2 separate regions of the Homo sapiens genome follow, and region 2 is linked to region 1. Evidence: chromatin loops called from intact Hi-C (ENCODE). Cell type or tissue: heart left ventricle. All regions are shown on one strand. Links, peaks and the distances in the headings refer to the core of each region. The heading gives the core; the rest is flanking DNA.

Region 1 (10,290 bases), core at 3,048-5,547:
GGCAACCTAGTAGAACTGCAAGGAGAAACAAAAAATAACCAGTTACAGCTGGAGACTTCAATGCCTGCTTTTCAGGACTTGGTGGATCTAACAAGCAGAACATTAATAGAAATATAGTTAATCTGAACAACAATGGGGATTAACTTGACCTATATGACACTTCTAGGCAGAAGATAGAACACTCCACTCAACAAATAGCAGAAAATACATTCTTCTCAAGGTCACCTGGAACATTTACCAAGACTATGCACATTTTGGGTGATGAGACACACCTTAGCAAACTTGCAGAAAGAAAACAGACAAAATGCATTCTCAGACCACAATGAAATTACACTATAAATCAATAACAACAAGATACTTGAACCACCCCCACCAGTTCAAAATTAAAAAGCATATTTCTCACTGATGCATGTGTCAAAAAAAAGTCTGAGGAAAGTTTTAAAAACATTTTGAACTAAATAAAAGTCAAAACACAACTTTCTAATCAAATTTTATGGGATAAGGTAAAGTGATACCTACAAAGAAATACATGTATTAGAAAAGCATGATTAGAAACAAAAAGATCTGAAATCTAAGCTTGCACTTCAAGAAACTAGAGAAAAAACAATTAAAGCTTAAAATAACGAGAAGAAAAGAAAAAAATAAAAATCAGATTAGAAATCAATGAAACTGAAGCCAGGAAATTAATAGCAAAAATTAAGAAAACCAAAAGCAGGTTCTCTGAAATGATTTTTAAAATGATATACTTCTAACCTGGCTAACCAAGTAAAAGAAAAAAAAATACTCAAATTACAAATGCCAGAATGAAAGAAGGGACATTACTACGAATGAACAATAAAAGGAAATAAAGGAATATTATGAATCGCCGTATGCCCACAAATTTAGCAACAAATAAAATGGATCAATTCCTAAAAAAAAGGCAAACTGCCAAAACTCACACAAGGAGAACTGAATAAAATGAATGAGACTATATCTATTTCAGAAATTGAATCAATAAGCAATAACTTTCCAAAACAGAACACTACCACATGTTTAAGAAAAAATGATACCAATTCTCTATGATATGTTCCAAAAAATAGGAACTGAAGAACACGTCCTAACTAATTTCATGAGTCCAGCATTACTCAAAAGTGAAAACCAGGTAAAGAGGTTGAAAGTGAGGAAAAATACAAACCAAAATCTATTATGAACATAGGTATGAAAGTCCTCAAACACAGTGACAGCAAATAAAACCCAACAATAAATAAAATGAATTACAAACCACAGCCAAGTGAGACTCTTTTCCACATATGCAGGCACATTCCACACTTAAGACTCACTTAATGTGGCTTACGCAGTGGCTCACACCTGTAATCCCAGCACTTTGGGAGGCCAAGGCAGGAAGATCGCTTGAGGCCAGGAGTACAAGGCCAGCCTGGGCAACATGGGGAAACCCAGTCTCTAGAAAAAAAAAAAAAAATTAGCCGGGTGCTGTGATATGTGTCTGTAGCCCTAGTTACTCTGGAGGCTGATGTGGGAAGGTCGATGTGGGAGAATTGCTTGGGCCCAGGGGGCAGAAGTTGCAGTGAGCTGAGATCACACCACTGCACTCCAGCCTAGGAGACAGAGTAAGACTCTGGCTCAAAAACAAACAAACAATGAAACAAAAAACCTCACTTATTGTAATCCACCACACCAACAGGCTAAATAAGAATAACTATACAGTCATACCAATAAATGCAGAAAAAGCATTTGACAAAATTCAACACCCTGAATGAAACAACTCTGAGCCAACTAGAAACAGAGGGATACTTCATCAACTTGATGAAGAACAGCTACAAACACCTACAGCCAGCATCGCATCAGGAGCTGAGAAATGGACCATCTTCCCCTTATGACGGGGACCCAGGCAAAGGGGTTTCTTCCTGTGGTTATTACTCAACATCCTACTGAACGTCCTGTCTAGGGCCTCAAGAAAAGAAAGCCACACACACTGTAAAAAAGAAATTAAACTGTATTTGTTCACAGATTATACGATGGTTTATGTAGGAACTCCCAAAGAACTGACCAAAACAATAACAATTCCTGGTCTAATAAATAATATAATAATGTTATAGGATACAAGGTTAACATACATAAGTCACTTGCTCTTCCGTCTATCATCAATATGAGCATTTGCAATTTGAAATTAAAATCACAATATCAATTACAATAGCAGAAAAATGAGATACACATGTATAAATCGAATGGATTATGTACAAGATCTGTATCTAAAAACTATAAAACTCTGATAGAAAACAATAAAGAAAATCTAAATAAATGGAGAGATACTCTATTTTCATGGACAGGAAGATTTTTTGTTAAGATGTCAGTTCTTCCAAATTTGATGGATAGACTCAGTGCAATCTCAATCAAAGTCCAAGTGAGTTATTTTTTGGATATCATCAAACTGATTCTGAAGTTTACATAGAAAATCAAAAGGCCCATAATCGCGAACAGAATATTGAAGGAAAAGAACAAAGTCAGAGAAACAACACCAAGCAACCAACTTTAAGACTTAGAGTAAACCTGCAGTAATCAAGACAGCTTGGCATTGGTGAAAGAACAGACAAATTGACCAACAGAACAGAACTCAGAGCCCAGAAGTAAATCACGCTAACACAGTCAAGAGCTCTTTGACAAAAGAGCAAAGAGCACAGGTAATTCAACAGAGAATGGTTCGTCTTTCAACAAAATGGTCCTGGGAAAATTGAATGTTCATATGAGAAAAATGCAAAACTAGAACATTCATATTTCAAAATAATATCAAAATGTGTTATAGGCCTAAAAATAAAATACAGAACAATAAAACATTCAAAAGAAAACTTAACAGAGTATCCATAAGATCTTGCTTTGGTCATGAGTTTCTAGATCCAACACCAAAGGCGTGATCCACAAAAGAAAAAAAATGACAAACTGTCCTTTTCTAAAATCGTAAACTTCTGCTCAGTAAAAACACTGCCAAGAGAATGAAAAGACAAGCCACTGACTGGAAAAATATTTGTAAAACACATATCTGATAAAGGACTGGAATCCACACGATACAAATAGCAATCCAAACTGAGCAATAAGAAGACAAACAACTCAATTAAAAATGGGCAAAAGTTCTGAACAAACACCTCACTGGGGAGGATAAACAGGGGGCAAATGAGCACATAAAATGCAGTCCACAGTATTCGTTTTCATGTCATTCCAAATTAAAATAAAAAAAAACTCCATACCTACCGTCAGCTAAATCCAAAAACCTGTCAATAGGAAGTGATGGTTTCAGAACAGCAGGATACATTAGATTTCTTCTTTCAACTCCCAAAGTGGTGGTTTCTGTTTCACGGAATCATCCACTGGCTGGTCCTGTGTAGATCATATAAATTGGAGCTGCTGACCCAAGTCAGAGTTGTCCTAAAGTTATGTATTTCTTTCTTTTTTTTTTTTTTATAAGATGGAGTTTTGCTCTTGTTGCCCAGGCTATAGTGCAATGGCACTATCTCAGGTCATTGCAACCTCTGCCTCCAGGGTTCAAGCAATTCTCCTGTCTCAGCCTCCTGAGTAGCTGGGATTACAGGCGCATGCCCCCACTCCTGGCTAATTTTTGCATTTTTAGTAGAGACGGGGTTTCATCACACTGGTCAGGCTGGTCTCGAACTCCTGACCTCAGGTGATCTGCCAGCCTCGGCCTCCCAAAGTGCTGGGATTACAGGCGTGAGCCACCACGCCCAGCATAAAGTTATGTATTCATATAACAAACATGTCTTGCAGATTATCTTCCTAGTGAATATAATATTGGTAGAATATCACTATGTTAATTTCAAAACTTTATGAAAAAAATTCCTCTTAATAAATTATTTTGGCCTGTTTTATAGAAAAAATATATTTACATCTCCTAAACTCAGTACATTACTAACATGATGAAATGTGAGAAATATCTTGAGGTATATTAAAAATAAAATTGGCCGAACATTGCAATCATGCTTTTACATTTGGAGAAGCTAGTTAAATGTCCACTAAGGATTATGTCTCTTGAATTTTGGTGATGCTGAGAGACCATGTTCTTGCACAACAAGCAACTGTTTGTTAGCAAAATATATGTTTTAAATGATTAAGAAGATATTTTAAGCATCTTATCTCCTAAAATAATTGCTGGTTATGTATGGCTGGTTTATTGAATTTCATTTATACTGTACGTCAGTCATTAGGGGTTTAGGTTTATATGCAATGTATCATAATTTCACATTTAAAATGATAGGAAAAAGCCCCTCAACATATTCATGCAGAATCTCACCTTTTCAGGAATAAATATTGGCTCTATAACAAAAAATACACTTTATGAGGACATAGCTGTACTATTGCTATCACTACTAATTTTTCACAGCTTGCAAAGGACAACTTATTTCTTTTCAGGTTCATTTTGTCTCAACACATTATTTCTAGTTGATCTTTTCAGTAAGGATATAAATATTCTGAATGTCCCAGATTAAAGTAAGAATCATGGATTCACCTCCTCCCTCCCTGCCCAGTTCAAGTCAGGCCCACAGCTTAGCATTCCTTTCTCCTCCATATCAGATATCTCAAATGCCTGTAATAAACATTTACCCTCTGGCAATGCCAGCTTCCGATTTCATTTCTTGCTCCAATTTTAGATGACGTTTATTGAGTTGCGTTATCTACAGAAAGGAGTAACTGTAGCAGGTATTCTTTTCAAAATATTTGCCCTGCCTTATTTCTAGAAATGGAAATCTTTCCTAATTGCTTTAAAAACCAACATAGCAGTTTCATTAACTTGAGTTTCACCTTCCCCTCTGTGATAATCCCACTTCAACACTCTGCATCAGACAGTGAATGCCCTCTCATTCTTATTCTCCAGTAAGATTCCAATTCAAAGCTGTTGGTTAAAAATGCCAACATATTTGGCTAGGGCTAGGAATTTAAAATTCAGACATCATCTCCTATTAGCATCATAGCTGGTCTGGGTAGCTCATCTCACCCCTCACATTTAGGCTGCACCGAGGCTTCTCGCCTACTCCTATCTTTGGCTGGGACACCTCTTCCTTCAGTGGCTCTTGTGTTCCAGCAACTCAGCTGCCCCCATGTACACCAGGACTCAACATTGCCCATCTAAAATTTATTTTTAATAACTCACCAGATTCCAAATTCATTGTACAAAATTACGATTGTCAGGTGATGTTTCTTTCAGGAGAATAAATGATAAAATTCAAGAAATATGTATTAAGCAACAGTTCTGTTAATGATCTATTAATTGCCCTGAACACTAGAAAATAATTTCAGGGCGAGATTTGACCTTGAAGAGCTGACAGATTTAAAGGATCATTTTAGCGCATCATTTATATGCAGTTGTTAATAGAAACTAAAAAACACATTTGGAATCAGTCATTTTCAATGATGGCCATCCAGATGATTGAGAGTGTGCGAGCAGGATTGTTCTGAAAATGAAATCACCTGGGATGACCCAGACCACATCCTCCTCTCCTCCCAGCAGCTCTAGTTTCTCCAGCACGTCGTCCTGCGACGCGCCATCTTATTCATCACCGTTTCACCCCAACTTTTTTTTTTTTTTTTTTTTTTTTTGAGAAGGAGTCTCACTCTGTCTCCCAGGCTGGAGTGCAGTGGCGCGATCTCAGCTCACTGCAACCTCCGCTTCCCGGGTTCAAGCAGTTCTCCCGCCTCAGCCTCCCGAGTAGCTGGGATTACAGGTGCATGCCGCCATGCCTAACTAATTTTGTGTTTTTACTAGAGAAGGGGTTTCGCCATCTTGGCCAGGCTGGTCTTGATCTCCTGACCTCGAGATCCACCCGCCACGGCCTCCCAAAGTGCTGGGAGTACAGGCCTCAGCCACCGCGCCCGGCCTCTCCCTTTCTTCCGCTCATTTACAGCAGTACAAAACGCGATTATTTTCCCAAAGTCTGGAACTCACTTCGCCCACTAACTAGGACCCTGGCTTTTGCTGTGCTGTGCAGGACGCCTCTCAGGGCCACCTGCACCTACTGTCTGCGGTTTGTCTCCCGAGTCACCCTCCGTGAGCGTCATCTCCACCTAGCCCCTCTCCTGAGGTCACTCAGGCCTCCGCATCGCCACGTCCAAGGGGACATCCCGACCCTGACCTCCCTTGTCAGGGAGGATTTTACAGACAGTCCTTACGTCCTTCAGCGCTTCCTTCCTCCGTGTTCCAAGAGGCCACACGTGGCCCCTGCAGCCACCGCCTTGGCGGAGCCCACTCTCCTCCCGAGCCCCTTGACGTTGCCTAACCCGAGTGCCCGGGCTCCAGCCCCTTCTTTCCTCTGAACACGCCCTGCTGTCGCAACCGCATCCAGCCTCGAGGCTTTAAATAAATGCCGGGTGTCAGGGCCGCTGAGTAAGACAACAGGCCGCAAGGACGCAGCAGAGGACCCTCGGTCGATTTGCTGCGATGGAGTGAGCCAGCGGTGAGGCCTGAAGGCCCCTGTTTTATTTTCCCCTCGGAGCAGAGGCCGGGGAGGGTGCTGGGTGTCAGCACAGAGCAGAGGGCCGGTCACGGAACTGGGGACGGAGCCCTAAGGACGGGGCCTGATTTTATGGCTCTGGGAGTCCCAGGGAGGGAGAGGAGACGCGCTGGGAAAGGACCCCCTGAAGAGGCCTCGGAGTGGAGGTGTTGGGCCAGGGGTGCGGATAGGGGGTGCGGATAGGGGATGCGGATAAGGAGTGCAGATAAGGGGTGCGGATAACGGGTGTGGATAAGGGGCGCGGATAAGGGGTGCGGATAAGGGGTGCGGATAGGAGCGCGGCCGCCAGCGGGCCTGATCCTTACCTGCCGGCTCCATCCGCGGTGGACCCCAGGGCTTGGCTGTGCCCCGAGTCTGTTGTGGGGACGGTAGCATCTCCAAGAAGTCTTCCAGGAAAACCTTTGTCATCACACAGGGTTAGGGCTGAAAACCACACATAGGTTTTTAACCAAGAGCCAGGCTTTTCATCCAGATATTGAAAGACTTCCCAGTCCATCCTTATATATCCAGCGGCCTGCTTGGTTCTTCATTCTGATGTGTCCTAGATACCCCAAGCTGAATGTGCTCAAAAATGAGACCCTGCTGCTCGAATCCGGTGCCCCTACCCTCCTCCCCATTCCAGTTGTTGATACGCCCATTCTTCCAATTGTTCAAGCCAACATCTTTGATGGCTTCAGAAAATTCATGAATTTTCTCTTGTTCCCTTACGCATTCCCAATCCATCAGGACATCCTAGTTATTCAATATTTAAACCTTTCCCATGATCATCTCAGTCCTCACCAACTGCACGGGCCCCCGATGCAGGTCACCACCTTCTTTTTATAAAAACTTCCAACACAAATTGAACACTTCTTAAACACAAGTCAAAGGAAATCTTTCAAACAGCCATAATTTAAAAATCATGTATGCAAAACTTATTCAGAGAAAAAGGTGGTACATTAAACTAATGTGAATAGCGATCCCTGACTGGCATAGGGCACGTTTTGCAATTGTGCAGGCGTTTGATTTCTTTTGCTATCTTGTTTTTTAAGCCTCGCCTAGATCATAAGTATTCCACATCTGTGCTTTCTCCAGAGGCTTTTTATTTGTAGGTTGTACGAGGATTCTAATTTTTCCCCTCATCTTGAATAGCATGCTACCGTGGCTAACCGACTCATCAAGGTTAACCATTCTTCTTGCCACCTTCAAAAATTACATTCTTAGAGGAGCTGCACAACCAAGTCAGACACTGTGGGCAAATTTAATTAACTAAATGTCAGAGACCATAGTTGTTACAAATGACATAAAGGGTAAAAAACAGGCTAGGGCATAACCTTGAGAGACTTGTTATTGTTGCTGAGTGTTTTTAAAGGACTGTTCACTTGGGCATAATACTTTCAGTCCCAAGAGCGGTGAATAAAACCATGAATACTTCTATAAATAACAAATCACCTCAATTCTCCTGTAATTATCTCATGTTGAGACAACATGAAAGGTTAAAAAAAAATGAGTGGGAAGCTTTCATTCTTTTTTTCTGCCTCTGATTTTCTCTGGAATGTGAAGTTGTGCATTTAGCTGATCCCATCTTCGGTGAGGTTGCTGGATCAGCTGCAGGCTAATCAGTGGCCACATCTGGAGGGCCTGCACACAGAGCAGCCGCTCTTGAAAGAGCTACAAATCGTTTTCACCTTCCTCGTCCAACAGAGCCATAGAGAGCTGGATTGCTCCCTGAGCTAGGAGGATAAAAATATTTCCAACATCTTCCTCACTTGCCAAGCTCACCTTGACCTTGGTACTAAATATCTATGTGTGTTCCCATCTTGCTTTTGTGCTATGGCCACACCACGTGTTTCTCAACCATCCACAGGTTCTAGGCAGCATTGCCTGTTGGATATAGCACAGGTCTCATGTCCATCTGCTACTACCCCAGCTCTAACAAAGAATATTTGCTGGAGGGTGTGAGCACTCCGTTCCAACTCCTACTCTAATTGTGTTGGATTACACCAGTCATATGAGACTTCCTCCTGGCCTTCCAAACTCTTGACCCACTCCAAACATCCAGAGCTGTCTGCATCCTTCAACCTGGTTGAACAACAGAGCTTCAGTCAGGACTCCGGCTTATGGAATGAACACTTCTGGGTTATTGAACCTGAATTTCTTTCCTTATGGGTGGATGTCAACTATTATAAACTCAACCTTACCACATTTCCAGCATGGGACTTTATTATTTCAACTCTATTTCGACCAAAATAATACTTTAGAAATGCTGCAAAGTATAAGGTTTTGTCAAATTGTCACTATTTTATTTTTACATTTGCCTGCTGTTTTTACCACAACAACACTGCAACAAACATGAATGCTTTTAACTAAAAATATTTAGATTGTGCATTTCTTTCCGGGTTTTTACACACAACAATCCAATCAACATATGTCAACAGAAATCTATCATCATCTCTGTTATTTCTGACAGACTTCACGCCAGTGAAAGAGCACTGTGTAAAATGAAATGTTTAAAAAAACTCAGAGAATCCAACCTACTGCCTTCTACAACTGGGGAAGAGCTGTTCTTATTTAAGGAATTCATTGACTTCAGAAATATGCAACTAACATCTTAAGTTCCTCTTGTTCAGATGACTTCACTCATTCTTTATCAGCCAAGGTGAACAGAATCTAGGAATGGGGTGTTTCTTTCTGTCGGCTACACTCTAACATGACTCAGTGACAGCAAATACTAATATCTAACAATTTTGTGGCAGTGTTTTCCATGATATGTTGTATCCTGACTGAATTCTCATGAAAGCCTCATGAATCCACATGTCTGCAGCCTCATTTTCAGAGCAGGGAGCTGAGGCACGGAGGTTGGGTGCCTGGCTGAAAGTCCTTCCATGAGTAAATGGTAGAACTAGGATTCCAGCCCCATCCTCTTGGCTCCAGAGCCACCTTCTCAGCCGTCACAACACACCTGTGCCAGACATGAGGCAGCCACGCTCTAGCAAAAGTTTAGATGTACAACAAATAGAAAACAACACTGCTTCCTGTGGAACATCACTTACTTGGTCATAAGCAACAAGGAATGCCCCTTGCAAATCTTCCTGAGTTGTGTCATCTGCAAATATCAGGAAATCATCACTACAGCCGACGGAAGCAAAAAATGAGTCCATTTAGTTCAATTCAATAAGGCAGGGAATCAGGACAGACATTTAAGGACTAGCATTTACCTGATAATTTAATTACAAGGAAGCAAAAAAAATAATAAATTGGGATTTTCAAATAATAAAAGACACAGCTCTCTAATTATAAACATTTTTTAATATTAGTTGAAAAATTAAGGTTAATATTAGTTGAAAAAATAATATTGGTTGAAAAATTAATTAATTTTAATATTAGTTGAAAAATTAAATTAGTTGAAAAGTTAAGGTTTCTGAGCTAAATATTTACCAGAGAATATTAAAAGAGATTTAATTGTTTTAATCACAGAAGTGTCATATCTTCTTTGTAATAAATATAGAAAACTACAAAAACCAAATGGACTCTGTGTCTGCCTGCATATAGCACACAGTTTAGTGAATGCTTTTTAAATATTCCCAAGATAAACTCATCTATATAAATTTCATAACTTGTAAGTTCTTATTCTACATCCTCAAATTTTTCTTGGAAAGGGTGAAGAACTTTCTATTGAAAAAGCAGAACTGGCATTCCTTAATGTGAAATACTCTAAGAATTCTAAGCTATTGCTTAAAAAATAACAGTGATAACTCTTACAACAATGTCTTCACTAACAAGTATCTGATTAAAACAA
Region 2 (10,290 bases), core at 2,886-5,385, 59 kb after region 1:
AAATACGTTGCAAGAAAGCAATGGGCAAGTCGGCAAGAGAGGAGCTGGCTGCAAGGGGACAGAGACTTGCTGGGGATTTTATAGGAAGGTGCTTGTGCTGGAGAGAGCCACTTGCAGTACTAATAACACCAAGGTTGCAGTGAGCTAACTGGCATTTTTCTATCAGCACAGGGTCTGGGGATAGCTGGGCCCAGGAAGATTGTGAGTTATTTGCACAGGAGGGCTGTGTGTCCTGCACCGTGAAGAAAGGCAGGCTTACAGCATATCTGCTTCTGCTTTTTGCTTTCCCCATCTCCCCCCAGCCTGGCTCCTGTTCCCTTATTAGGACTCCACAGTCATGGCTGTTATTGATCTGCCATTTCTAACCATTGTATTGAGACCCTGACTCTTCTGCCCTGGTTTCTGGACTTTCCTTCCTTCCCCTCTGCCTTTGGCCTCATTTGAGACTGGATTAAATGCTAGCTGTGCTTCCTCCCTTGCGTGCACACCCAGAAGTTAACCAGCAGAGTGTCTTGGCTGAGCTTCTCTCCCCATTTCTCCTCTGCATAATCCCAGGAGATCCTTCAGGGTTTCCCGAGTTCCCTGCATGTCAGTGGACCACATAACTCACCTGCTGACCAGAAATATTTTGGGTGGCTTTGCCTCTTATATTTTTCTCTTGCAAGAAACTTCAAACACACTGACCATGTTTTGGCAAAATCCATTTGTATCACAGTTGACCATACTACAAATTTGTTTTCTTTGAATACTTCCTTATTGGGATGTATTCTGCAGTAATGCCAGAAAAAAATGCATCAAATATTCTAGGATGCTCTGAGCGGTTTCCACTTCTTCAGCTACCATGGGTTATTTTATGTGCTTGTCATCCCTTGAGTCTGCTACTGTTCACGAGCCCCACCTGTTCTTCAACTCACCAAAGCCTCAATATCTAAGACATAACTTTATTTGTTTGCTTTGTTTTTCTGCCTGATTAAAGTCATGTTTTACTTTCTCTGGTTCAAATTCCTCTGAGACATTACTTGATCACCCTCTGTTACTTTTTGTTCTTCGGGGATTTTTTGTTTGTTTGTTTTGTTTGTTTGTTTGTTTTTGAGATAGAGTTTCGCTCTTGTCACCCAGGCTGGAGTGCAGTGGTGTGATCTCGGCTCACCATAACCTCTGCCTCCCGGGTTCAAGCAATTCTCCTGCCTCAGCCTCCTGAGTAGCTGAGATCACAGGCATGCACCACCACACCCAGCTAATTTTTCATATATTTAGTAGAGACCTGTCTCTACTCCCAACCTCAGGTGATCCACCCGCCTCAGCCTCCCAAAGTGCTGGGATTACAGGCATGAGCCACCATGCCTGGCCTGGGTTTTTTTTAATTAGATCTACTTACTTTTTTTTATTATTATTATTTTTGGGGTTTTTTTCTTCTTTCATTAAATCCAGGAAATGTGTTTTCACTCTCTCAACTACTCTCTCTTCATTAAAAAAAAATCCCAATAAGATATATGCATTCCCTTTGCAGCTAATCCAAGGCATCTAATTTAAAATGCATTACTCTCAATTTGATATTGCATGTTTTTTAAATATAGAAATTACTTTTCAGGCTGGGTGCAGTGGCTCATGCCTGTAATCCCAGAACTTTGCAAGGCCAAACTGAGAGGATTCCTTGAGCCCAGGAGTTCCAGACCAGCCTGGGTAACATAATGAGGCCCTGCCTCTACAAGAAAATATAATTAAATTTAAAAATTAATTAGCTGGGTGTGGTGGTGTGTGCCTGTGGTCCCAGCTACTTGAGAGGCTGAGGCAGGAGAATCACTTGGGCTTGAGAGGTCAAGGCTGCAGTGAGCTGTGATTGCACCACTGCACTGACAGAGGGTGAAACCATCTCAAGAACAATTATTTTTCATAAAAATAGAGTTGATATGTAATCCCAGCACTTTGGGAGGCCAAGGCTGGTGGATCATGATGTCAGCAATTCGAGATCAGCCTGGCCAATATGGTGAAACCCCATCTCTACTGAGAATACGAAAATTAGCCAGAGGTAGTGGCACGCACCTGTAGTCCCAGCTACTCTGTAGGCTGAGGCAGAAAAATTGCTTGAACCCAGGAGGCGGAGGTTGCAGTGAGCCAAGATCGCGCCACTCCAGCTTCAGTGAGAGAGCCAGACGGTGTCTGAAAAAAAAAAAATAGAGTTCTTATGTTTCACATTTATCTCAAAAAAAAATGTGACTATATCTTTAAGTGAGAACAACAGAACCAAAAATAAGGAGGTACACAACCATAAAGACAAACACATTTTAATTGAAGGAGCAGACACCAGAAATACAAAAGAAACTTACGCAAACTAGTTAGTAGGATAGCCTGACTGTTGATCTCTATCATTTCCTAAGCCCCCTACCCACGGAATGTTTGCTGCATGTTTAATAGACTGAATTATGTAGAAAGACATCTTGAACTTTGATTACTATGAGAGCTGAAGGAAGTACCTACAATACAGTATCTTCTATTTTGACATGTCTATTACAGGGGCCTGGGACAGGGCAAGAGCTCACAATACTCTTTAAATACTCTCAGGCTTATTTCACTCATCATGGTGAGTATTAAATAAGATCACATTTAATTAAATAAAAAAGCGCTTGGTATGTGTGAAATGTACAATAAAACATGGATTAAATCATAAGCAAACCAATGCTGATGAGACTGAGAAACCCCATCTCTACTAAAAATACAAAAAATTAGCCGGGCGTGGTGGTGGGCACCTGTACTCCCAGCTACTCAGAGGCTGAGGCAGGAGAATGGCTTGAACCCGGGATGCGGAGGTTGCAGTGAGCCGAGATCGCGCCACTGCACTCCAACCTGGGAGACAGAGCGAGACTCAGTCTCAAAAAAAAAAAAAAAAAAAAAAAAAAAGACTGAGACTCTGCATAGATAAAAGGCCGGCAACGGAGACTTCCTGGAAGAAGCAGTGAACTCACGTGAACTCACGCTTCCTCACCGATGTTGCTCTGTGAACAGCGTGCGGTGCTGGGGCTGGTTTCTGCCCCCACCATGTCGCTGCTTCGGATGCTGGGATTCCGTTATTCCACCATAACTTGATCAATGGCACTGCGGCTATGTAACTGATTGTACATCAGACAGCATAGATACCTTTGATTAATCTCCTCCTGGTAGGTTTAAAAGACGAAAAAGCCCCTGAGGATTCCCGTTTGCTCTCCTTCTTTGCACAGATCAGAGACAAATAGTTCTTTCCTATGTTATTCTTGTCTTGTGTAAAGACGGTTTGTACAAGAAAGCCCCTGGTGTAAACAGTATTGAAACATTGTTCTACAAGATTAAAGCCCCTCTAATGATCTGACCCCTGGAGTGTGTCTTCTTGCAGGCTGCATTGATGTAACTGTGCTGAGGCGGCGGGAAATGATATCAGCACATGGAATGGAAAGTAAATAAAAAAGTAAAAACTGAGACAATCATAAAATCAGGTTTGCTCCAATCTTTTAATATAAATACAAAAGAATTATAGACAATTATAGACAATATATTAGAATCTATGCACATGTATCTATATGTGTGTATATATACACATATTTACACACGTGTATATACACGTATAGATATACTTCTACGTGCATGCATTCTAATTTTAGTTGATACATTAGGTATATGTAATTTATCAACTAAAATACAGATGAAATGCATAGGGTGTTTTTATGGGCTCTGAGGGCATATTGAGCTAGGTAAATGGGATTATTACAAATAGGAAAAGCTAAAAGAAAAATAAATCAAAATATAGGTACAACGAAATAACAACACTGAAATTTGAAAACACTTCCCAGTTTATCACTTTAGGACTTGTAGGAACAGGATTATTTTCCCTGCTGCATCGGAAAGTTGTTCAATGTCAGTTTTTATTCCCCAGAAGGAAAATTTAGTCTGACTGTCACAATAATCTCTTTGGATCAGTGAATCATTTACAACTTAATTTAGCAAAGCGCTGCTTTTATTTCCCACCCAAGGTTGGTAAAGCAGACACATGTCTGAATCTGGCTGTGACCCCCTGAGCTGCCTTTTAATGCACTCACAATGATCCAAAGATTACAAATAAATCGAAAGATTACAAACAAATTGCTGCCCAAGACTGCACACTTCCGTCCAGCTGCTCTGCCCTGGAGTGGACAGGAGCCAGGGACAGTCAGTGACCACTTTGCAGATGTCTGTTCTATCATAAGAAGGGGCGCTCAGCTGACCTTTCGAATTAGTCTTTCTCATGGGAAAGTTAGAGTGGAGGAGGGTTCATATGAATAATCTTTTTTAAAATGTCCTTGCAGAATTTACTGAATCCTTGACAGAGTCCAACTCACTTAGTACAGCTTAACCCAAACTTGAGAATACTGCGAGGAGAAAACCACTCATTGCCACTCCTTGGCCCTGTTTGAAGGGCTGCATTTTTTTCCCGTAAATAAGCACACCATAAACCAGCATACCTTAAAGTGTTTTCCATTTTAAAATGCCGTTTGAAATGGGGTCCTGTGGATTGAAAAAAAAAGCAGGAAGCTTTGGATTTAACAAGGTATGAGAGATTTCTTCACCCCAGGGATTCCAGGATCCTGTAATATACTAATGAGCCTTACGATCTGCAGAACGGATTAAATTAATGTGTGTGTGCTATAAACGGTTCAAGTGCTGCCTTTGGCTACTTCACGAGAGTCTTACGTGCTCAAAGTGGATTTAATTTGGATGTCAAATATTCAACTGTTATCCAAAACATAGTATTCGATCACTGGATATCTCATGCCCGGGTTCAAAGGCATTGACTTACTAGCAAGCCTTCGAATGCATCACGATCACCACCGGTTTGGATCAGTGTCTCCAACAACCTGGGGTGGGGATGATTTTCATCCTCATATTCTTCACTGTCACACTCACCACTGCATGGGTCATTACATTCCATGTGTCCTGTAAGTTCCTCTAGCTGGTCTGTCAAATCATTAGGATTTATCCCTAATATAGATCACCTTACAGATTTCCACCAAAATGTCAGGATGGATTTTTAAATTTCTGGAACACATCCTGCTAAGGATGGTGGATACTATGGTGGATGCTATGGTATATACTATGGTGTATAGTATGGTGTAAACTATGGTGTATACTGTGGTGTATATTGTGGTGTATACTATGGTGTGTACTATGTTGTCTACTACGGTGCATACTATGGTGTATACTATGGTGTATACTATGGTGTATACTACTGTGTATACTATGGTGTGTACTATGGTGTATACTATGGTGTATACTGTGATGTATACTGTGTTGCATACTATGGTGTGTACTATGGTGTGTACTACAGTGTATACTGTGTATACTATGGTGTACACTATGGTGAATACCATGGTATATACTATGATGTATACTGTGGTGTATATACTACAGTGTATACTATGGTGTATTCTAGGGTGTGTACTACGGTGTATACTATGGTGTATACTGTGGTGTATATTGTGGTGTATACTATGGTGTATACTACAGTGTATACTACGGTGTATACTATGGCGTATACTATGGTGATTTTTTGTTTGTTTTTGATTTTTGCCACTTAGCAATAATTCTTATCAGTAAAAAGTCACAAAGATCAAGGAGCAATTTTTTTTTCAGATTTGCCTATGGTAGGATTAAATAGGAGAATTTTAAGGTACCACTTTTTGATTCTAGAGAGATCTTTGTCTTCACTCAGTTTCATAAACTATAGGAAAAGCATCATTGTTTTTTACTGGTATTTTTATTTCACTTTTGCTGCTTGTGTTTATGTTTTAATCTTCCCATGTGTCATATATTGGGAGTTGATGGCAACATGGCCAGAACAGTAACTTTTAATCCCCAAGCCCATATCAGCCGTGCTTCCTACGACTGGCTAACGAAGATTGGTGAAAACATAGACTTTCCCGGTCACAGGATTCCTCCAGCCATTGAGGCTGTGGCCCTCTGAACAGCTTATCTGCTGTATGTTTCAAAATGCTTATTTTTTAATATTATTAATTAAATTAAGTATTAATTTTTATTAAGTATATTGAAACATACAGCAGATAAGCTGTTCAGAGCTGCATCATTATAACAATGTCTTTCTTTTCTATATCCCCCAGCCTCCTGTATGCAAAGTCAAGAGAAAATAATAAGAGAAATGAAGAGAAAATAATAAAATTCAGTTTGAAAAAATTTCCATTGCGACTGCTGTAGCTGCACTTTGATTTCTGTTGCCATCGGCTCTGTCGCGAGCCTCCAGCTCCATGACCTCCCTTGTCCTCACTTGTGTCCTCCAACATTAATTAGTTTGCACTTTGTGAATGGTTCCTGCTGCCTCGGAGCCCAGGAGTTAATCATGGCAAGAGGGAACTTGTGTTCACTCAGAGACTTTATATTACAGCACTAATTGTACAATTAGTCTGAGGTCAGGTGGGCAGAGGCGTCCCATGCAACCTCGTGCTGGGGAGAGGACATCCATCTCAGCTGGGCCAGGTGCCTCGCTGGCAGCCGCTTAGGGAGGGCACTAAACACGGCAAGCACAGCGAAAATAAGACCTGGATTGAAATCTCCATCTGTGATCTCTGGATAGGATGGGCAAAACATTGGTAAGGGGGCCACTTGCTGAGTGTTCAAGGGTAGGATTTAATAAAATACAAAATTCCAGAGGAATGTGGAGGAGAGGCACTGTAGGCTGCAGTCTTGAATCGTTACATGCAACGCGGTAAGTCAGGGAAGACGTGAAAAACATGTCCCTGTGTTTCTCCGAAAATTGTAAATATATGCAATTATGTTTCAGAAGATTCTGGAGCCCACAGGACAACACATATTGTATGCATAAATGGGATACACATGCATACACACATACATATATGTGTATATATACACATATATATATAAAATTAACATTTCATGTAAAATTAAGTTTAAAACAGGGAGTAGAATGCTACATTTAGATTAACTTTTAACATAAAAGAGTTCTAATTCTTTTGATATTTGGTGTGATTCTCTCAACATTATCTAGCCACTGGGGGCGGCCTTTCATAACCATCCAGTATAGTTGTGGTTCAGTGAGAATTCCAAGAGAAATGACTTAATAGGTACAATATATGTTATTTGGATGATGGATATCGTAAACACCCTGACATCACCACTATGCAATCTGTGCTTGCAACAAAATTGTACCTGTACCCCCTAAAATTATACAAACAACAATTTTAAAAAGATTTGTAAGGCATTCTAATCTATTCTATATCCACAAACATCATCATCATGTCTGAATATCCTGCATTGAGGACATGTGTACATAGAGATATGAGAAAATAGATCAAAAAGCATAAGTATATTAATGAAAGCAACACTAGTACATTTTAAATGTAACAACTTCGAGGTAGTCTTACTTTCTAAGCCTCTGGTAAGGTCATTTCTGTGTTGGAGAGATATTTTGTTTAGGCTACAGCTATATTTCATAGAACAGAAAGAAGCAATTCTGCATAATTAATGGATTAGAATAGAGAATTCTTGGGGGAAATTCACAGGAGGGAGAGTGTTGGCAATGAAGCTGAGTGCTGCACATGGGGACAGGAGGCCAGTGATGGGCAAAGCAAGTCCTCCAAGGACAGCAGCACGCCTGAAGGAGCCTCCGTTGCCTGTGCAGCATCCTTTATAAAGCGCCTGCTCTGGTCCTCAGGTAATGTTGATATTCTATCCAAAAACCCTGCGTGTGTGGATCTACTTTTCTGGAGAAATGTGGGGAGGCGGAGTTCAAGAGGAGGGTGAGATAGCAACTCATGTCATACTCAAATGTGGCATTCCACCTAAGACTGCAATAAGCTGCAGAGCACCCTGAAACCAAGAGATGGGCTCGTCCCTATGGTGGTGACCAAAATGCAAGAAGAGAGAGGTCGAAGAGTAGCGATCAGAGAGCAGGTGCCAGGGACAGGCCAGCTGCTCTTCGATGTAAGTTCTAGCTGGGCACTCTGGCTCACTCCTGTAATCCCAGCACTTTGGGAGGTTGAGGTGGGTGGATCGCCTGAGGTCAGGAGTTCAAGACCAGCCTGGCCAACATGGTGAAACCCGTCTCTACAAAAATACAAAAATTAGCTGGGTGTGGTGGCACATGCCTGTAATCCCAGCTACTTGGGAGGCTGAGGCAGGAGAATCTCTTGAACTCAGGAGGCAGAGGTTGCAGTGAGCCCAGATTGTGCCACTGCACTCCAGCCTGGGTGACAGAGTGAGACTCCATCTCAAAAAAAAAGTTTCTACACTTACCTGCTATTTAAAACTCAAGAGGGGTACTTGACAGTGACATATTGGTAGACATGTGGCTAGTTGTTATTGGTTATTTCCTTTTTGTTTGATAATTCTTTACAAATGTATTAAATTCTTTATTTCTGCTCAAGACACAGAAAGTTGAAATAAAGCATCACATTGCCATGACAACAGACACCACTCAAAGACTCTCCAGAGTGAGAAGGCCTCGATGCCCATCCGAGAGTGGAGGAGGCAGAGAAACCCAGTGGGCCGGGAAGATGAGTCTCCTCCTTGGAAGAGGAGATGCTCAGTGACTTTTATCTTCACTGGAATCACAGATCAGGGAGGGAGCTGCCCTCCGTGGAGGAAGGGGCAGGTAAGAACATGGCAGCTGAATTTCCATGGACTTTAGGGCCAAGTACCCACTGGAATGGTGGGTGAAAGCCGCGAGGAACCCCATGAAGGGTTGGCTTTCACCTGCCTGTCCTTACCGATGGGTCTCACCTTTATGCTCATAAAAAGCTTCAGGCGGAGCAGGGGAGCAGAGAACCCCAGGGCTGGTCCTGCTCAAGTCTGGGGGAAAGACTAAGACATTGAGAAGAACAAAGACTCCTAGGCACTCACCTCCTCAAAAACTCTTCTCACACTGCTCTCAAATTATTAGCACCTCAGAGCGAATTGACTCTAGTTAGGAAAAATAAATCCCAGATTGAACTCAGCCACAGAGTAGATTGACCCAAGACCCAAATTGGCCTCCTGACACAAGAGGCATGGAGCTTTCTGGGTGTAAAAATGATGCATCTAATTATCTTCTGGACGTTTTACACAATATACCTGAAATCCAATAAAAAAATTAGTTGATACTTGAAGAAGCAAGGAAATTTGACATCTACCAAGACAGGACTGAGCAAAACCCAGAGACAGGCAAATGCAGGAATTCTAGATTGGGACTTAAATCAATAACAACAAAAATCTATGGAAAATTATTTTAGTAAATGAATAAAAGAACTGCACAATAAATATAAACAGATGGGAAGTTTAAGAATAGAAAGGGAAGTACAACAGGAAGGAAGGAAGGAAGGAAGAAGGAAGGAAGGAAGGAAGAAAGGAAGGAAGGAAGGAAGAAAATGAGAGGAAACAGTATCCTTGAATGGGTTGTTGGGAAAATCTGATGGCAAAGGTCGAGGAGCAGAAGCAGAGGTAGTCATGGAGCTCTAACTGGAGGTGGATGTGTCTGGTACAGTAAATATTATGCTTTATCCCCTATCTTTCCCCTGAGATTATATGATAAATTTTTGAAACGGCAAATATTTTGAGAAACATATAAAATGTGGAGGAAAATATTATCTTTTTAAGAGACGGAAAAAATGTAGAAAAAGATAAGATTTTGCAGAGAATATCTATCATTCAGCCCACTGTCATACAAACATTAAAATCCCACAACCTGAGAATAGAGGAAGAGGAGCAGAATCCACTGAGGGACAGTGAGCAGGCTGAGAGCTGCGCTGAGGAGGACCAGGAGAACCACAGCCCCTCCTGGGTGGGCAAGGGAGGATTGGGGAGCTGTCCGAGGAAAAGCTGTCAAATGACTGTTCATCTGCGTGATTGTTTCACCTCTTTTGTCAGTTCTTTGGGGAGAGAGTAAGTCATTCTGGGACAAAACTTAATCCTCAACAGGGAAAATATCATCTAATGAGCAATTACAATAAAAGATGTACTAGAATAAATGCTGTATCCAACACCAAAGGGAAGGTCGATTACTGGCTATGGAAAGGTCAATATGGAAAGATCCTGAGGTGGGCTGGTTAGATGTAAACCCAGGCACACAGCCAGCCAATGGCAGCAGGGAAAATACAAGAAAAGGACACCCCATTATCCTCTATTCGATGCCTTCCTAGTAAACCATCCACCAAAGAAAAAAGTGAGCTACTGATAGGACTGATTTTAATCGATAAATTTTGATGAAATGGATTCAACTGAATAAAGATTATTTTATTGTATAAAAATATATTGTATAAAATATAAAATGCTGTCCTC

Evidence for each region. Peaks named below come from ENCODE experiments on the same cell type or tissue, not always from the same donor. Only the 100,000 strongest peaks of a DNase experiment are listed, where the experiment ranks them.
Region 2: it touches region 1 in a loop (8-fold over the local background); 1 of 110 quality-filtered maps calls a loop at or near these places.

What each region holds. Positions count from the first base shown.
Region 1 is chr10:1,948,850-1,959,139 of GRCh38, reverse strand. No RefSeq gene overlaps it. Among named protein-coding and RNA genes, the nearest start is that of LINC00700, 60 kb to the left of the region's middle. In heart left ventricle, for the core only: no CTCF peak of the experiment used is centred there; no DNase peak of the experiment used is centred there.
Region 2 is chr10:1,890,184-1,900,473 of GRCh38, reverse strand. No RefSeq gene overlaps it. Among named protein-coding and RNA genes, the nearest start is that of LINC00700, 120 kb to the left of the region's middle. In heart left ventricle, for the core only: no CTCF peak of the experiment used is centred there; a DNase peak (open chromatin) is centred at 4,157; H3K27ac peaks cover 771 bases.